Regions from separate parts of the Homo sapiens genome. Here region 2 is linked to region 1. A link is an interaction called in ENCODE POLR2A ChIA-PET data of the cell type or tissue named here. Cell type or tissue: Panc1. All regions are shown on one strand.

What was found. Peaks named below come from ENCODE experiments on the same cell type or tissue, not always from the same donor. Only the 100,000 strongest peaks of a DNase experiment are listed, where the experiment ranks them.
Region 2: POLR2A ChIA-PET joins it to region 1 with 8 read pairs; 2 of 35 experiments call an interaction of 5 or more read pairs at or near these places.

The regions. Positions count from the first base shown.
Region 1 is chr5:124,765,701-124,768,200 of GRCh38, reverse strand. No RefSeq gene overlaps it. Among named protein-coding and RNA genes, the nearest start is that of ZNF608, 20 kb to the right of the region's middle. In Panc1, no CTCF peak of the experiment used is centred here; no DNase peak of the experiment used is centred here.
Region 2 is chr5:124,963,983-124,966,482 of GRCh38, reverse strand. No RefSeq gene overlaps it. Among named protein-coding and RNA genes, the nearest start is that of ZNF608, 220 kb to the right of the region's middle. In Panc1, no CTCF peak of the experiment used is centred here; no DNase peak of the experiment used is centred here; H3K27ac peaks cover 1,311 bases.

The DNA of each region.
Region 1 (2,500 bases):
CTGGGAGGTGAAGGTTGCATTGAGCCAAGATCACGCCACTGCACTCCCTCCTGGGTGACAGAGTGAGACTCTGTATCCAAAAAATAAAAAAAGAAAAAAGAAAAAAAATTCTTGTTATGCTTGGCTTTAGTGCCCTACTACCTTCATCAACATGGGCCCTGGTGAGGAAACCATCTGATAGTCAGTTAAAAATAACAAGCAAACTCCAAGATTCTAGTGGAAAAAGAAAAGCATTCCTCTTTCTGGGAAGTGGTGGTTACCATTTGAACTGTAACGTTCCTGCTATTTACCACTCTGAATACTATTAGACTGATGTTTACTCTTGCTGATTTACACTCACCTTCCTAATTTTATTACTGTAACATCATGGGCATTGGCATTAATCTCTTTCAATGTCAGGCCGAGTGCGGTAGCTCACCCCTGTAATCCCAGCATTTTGGGAGGCTGAGGCGGGAGGATCTCCTGAGGTCGGGAGTTCAAAACCAACCTGACCAACATGGGAAAACCCCATCTCTACTAAAAATACAAAAAATTTTCCCAATGTGGTGGCACATGCCTGTAATCCTAGCTATTCGGGAGGCTGAAGCAGGAGAATCGCTTGAACCTGGGAGGCGGAGGTTGCGGTGAACTGAGATCATGAGATCATGCCATTGCACTCCAGCCTGGGCAACAAGAGTGAAACTCTATCTCAAAAAAAAAATATATATATATATATATGTGTGTATATATATATGTATATATATGTGTGTATATATATATGTATATATATGTGTGTATATATATATGTATATATATATATATATTTCAATGTCAAAGAGCCTAGAAGTTTTAAATGTTTGCCCTTTCTTCAGTCTTCTATCACTGACCTCTTTCACAGTAGTATCCATGAACCCATGTATCATAGTGATTGTCCTTCCATTTATTTTGATTTGCAAATTTTGTAAAATAGATTTCATTTGTATATTGCTCAGTCTACTACATGTCTAGTCACAGCTAAGCCCTTTGCAAGAAACATAAAAGAAGTCAAAAATGCAATACTGTCTCTCTGCTTGAAGTCTTGAAAGACAAGATACATTTAAGAAGGCACTTGGTTATGCACTGAATGTTTGTGTCTCCCCCAAATTCATATGTTGATGCCCTAACTTCCAACGTGGCTGTATTTAGAGTTGAAGCCTCTAAGGAAGTAATTGAGGGTGAATGAGATCATATGCATAGGGCCTTGATCCAATAGCATTGGTGTCCTATAAGAAGAGACATCAGAGAGCCCTCTGCCTCTCTCTCTTTTCACCACATAAAGACACAGGGAGAATGGAGCTGTTTGCAAGCCAGGAAGAAAATGCTCACCAGTAACCAACCATCCCAGATCTTGATCTGAGACTATTAGCCTCCAGAATTGTGAAAAAAACAAATTTCTGTTGCTTAAGTCTCCCAATGTATCTCGTTTGTTATGCTAGCCCAAGATAACTTTTTTTTTTTGGTGGAGTTTTCTTTCTTTTTTTTTTTTAATTATTATACTTTAAGTTTTAGGGTACATGTGCACAACGTGCAGGTTTGTAACATATGAATACATGTGCCATGTTGGTGTGCTGCACCTGTTAACTTGTCATTTAGCATTAGGTATATCTCCTAATGCTCTCTCTCCCCCATCCCCCGACCCCACAACTGTCCCCGGTTGTGATGTTCCCCTTCCAGTGTCCATGTGTTCTCATTGTTCAATTCCCACCTATGAGTGAGAACATGCGGTGTTTGGTTTTTTGTCCTTGTGATAGTTTGCTGAGAATGATGGTTTCCAGCTTCATCCATGTACCTACAAAGGACATGAACTCACCATTTTTTATGGCTGCATAGTATTCCATGGTGTATGTGTGCCACATTTTCTTAATCCAGTCTATCATTGTTGGACAATTGGGTTGGTTCCAAGTCTTTGCTATTGTGAATAGTGCCAGCTAACTTTTATAGCTTAGAGAAAAAATATATGACAACCCATGGAGAACTAACTAGATCGTGTAGTGTACAGTGCAAAAAAAAAAAAAAAAAAAAAAAACAAATAAGAGAAGTAAAAAATGATTTGGGGTAGTAGTCCCCAGCATAAAAACTATGGTGGGCTTGATTTACTTTTTAGCCTTGAAAGAACTGTATGATTTAGATTGCAAAAACCAGTGAAACAAATGGTGAATTACAGGTATAGTCACATGACCCTGGTTTTGGGAAGATAACATGAAGAAAAAAGAGGAGGCCTTGGACTCATATAGACTTGCATTCAAATTCAAGCTTGGTGTCTTTCTAGCCACAATAATAGTATTACTATTACAGGCCAGGCACAGTAGCTCACGCCTGGAATCCCAGAACTTTGGGAGGCTGAGGGCGGGTGGATTCCTTGAGCCCAGGTGTTCGAGACCAGCCTTGGCAACATGGTGAAACCTTGTCTCTACCAAAAATACAAAAATTAGCCAGTTTCATAACCTGGTCTCAAAATAAATAAATAAATACATTTAAAAAA
Region 2 (2,500 bases), 200 kb before region 1:
AGTTTTCTTTCTAGATCTTTAACCCAAAGCTTGGAATTGGATCTGGGACAAAAATGTGTCTCTGGGGGTGTTGCATGGACTCCTTATCATAAGCTAAATGCTAAGGTGAAGCTGTGGAACTGATTCCTCCTCCAACAAGGGAGAGGAAAGGGGATGTCTTGTGGCACACCCTGCTAGCTGGCAGCTATAGTTATGCTTGCTAGGATTTGGGTGTATGGCGCTTGACTTTGGTTAGTTCCCTTGGTCTTACTTTCCCCAAAAGGAAACCTTCACATCATGGGAACCCTATTTATTCCAACACCTGGCAGGATTTGCAGAATAATTGCTCAGAACTAAAATACTGATCCAGATTTCCACATTACCCATCCCTTTCATTCTTTCTGAGCTGCAGCCAGAAATTACTGGTAGGTTCACAGGAACAAGCAGGGTTAGTCTAAACGGTAGGCAAAAACTTAAAAACAACTTGTGAGTTTAGAATTTAATGACAAATATATAAGTTTTGAAACATAATTTCTCTCTCTCCAGTCCTCATTTTTGTTAAGAAACAAATGATCATAGGACCGAGTTATTTAAATAGACTTTAGTCTTATACTTGGCCTGATTATTTGCATAAAATGCAGCAAGAATAATTATTTCTACATAGGCCTTTTGGATTGGCTTTGATGGAAGTGTGATCCACGAGGAATCACAGATAAGACCTTTTAAAGCCCAGCCCAGCCATGGGTTTGTATCCTCAAATACCTGCGAGTTGGGTGATCCTCCCTCTTAAGGTCCCAAGATAAACTTGGAGCTCCTGGACCTGCTAGAAAGTGACATTCTTTACTGACCACAGGTCAGGAACCCTGTACAGGGACTGCATAGACAAGGGTATGAGGCCAGTTTCCCCATGGGCCTTTTATTGGCTCTGCAAGTCGCGCTTGACTCCTTAAAGGGAAGCATACCCTTCTAGTCAAAGCCTTAGTAAAATAACTACTTTCTCCACTTGTGTCCTTTTGCAAAAGAAAAATGGATTCTTATTGCACTGATGCAAACAACTATACTGCCTTAAGAATACTCATAGTTACCAAATTCTAGAGGAACCAGGCAGAGAGAAACAAACATGCTCCAAATTTTGATCACAGGAGTATATACCTTAATTATTAAAGGCTGTAAACAGTTCAAAATAAGTTTCCTTGACTCTGAAAAACAAAACATGGATCAGCAATATTCCAACCAAAAGTCAAAAAGGTTGCTTCAGCTTTCTGAGTTCAGTCTATATTTAGTGAACTATTGTTTTGTTTGCTTGCTATTCATGAGCATTTCAGCTCTTTATGAGTCCTGTACATTTTCTTTTATTCCAATGTTACAATCTCTAAAGTTATCAGAAGCCTACATTTGAGAGCACCTGTTAAAGTTCTATACCTCATTATAAACCATCTTTTGAAAAGGATTAAAACAAGACAATTGTTGGTGAATAGCAAATGTCCAAGGTAGTTACAGTTAGAAACACAATTGACAAAGAAGTTTGGTTATCTCTGTAGTTTACAATAACTTAACATAACAACCTTAATCGTGATTGATAGCATATACTCAGACATTAGAATTCTAGAAATCCCATACAATCTTGGAATATATATTAGCACTATTTACCAAAAATATAACCTAAAGATTGAACATCATTTTGGCAATCCCATGTACCTGTCAAATAATCCCATTTACCTCTCTTTTCTGGATATTTCAGGGGCCCTCTGAAGTATTCGAAAAGCCAGGTGCCAGGGAAGACAATTTTGAAACTGAAGTTTGATTTCGGGAAAGCTGTTAAATGTTCAAGGTTTAAAACACTTGATATTATGAAGTAGAGTTCCAGATTACATGAAATAGAGTTCCAGATTACCATAAATTATTTATTTTGCCAAAATGATGACTTAGAAATGTAAAGAAGCAAAAACCTTTTACAACCCCTGTGAATTTAATGTGTTCACACAAAGAACCTCTTCTGCAAGATTAATTTCCAAAATTCTTCCACCACTTCATTGAACCTTCAACTTTTTCCTAATTTAAATCAAAACAATCCTTTAACCCTAGGCAAAAGTTTGCATTTCCATGCCTTCTTATACCCTTTTACTAAAAAACACATTTTACTTTTCTTACACACCTTGCATGTAAATCTACTTTCAGTAGTCTCAATTATATGTTACAATGGTAACTCCTAGCAATTTTTAACTTTAAGGTAAAACTTTGTAGGTTGCTTTGTGTGCTAACTGCAACCAAGGTTTGCCTTCTTAATTAAGGGCGTGGTTAGTTCCATACATCCCCAGGCCATACCAGTTGTGAAGCCGGCAAGTCAAATAGTTCTCAAAACCCAAAAAGCTGTTTGTAACCTCACAACACTTAGCAAACCTTGCATCTGACCTGCATTTTACCAATATTTCTTTAGGGCTGTTTTTATTTCTCAAAGATTAAAGTCACATGAACCGAAAGGTACCACAGCTTTTCACTTCCCATTAAAAAAAACTAAATT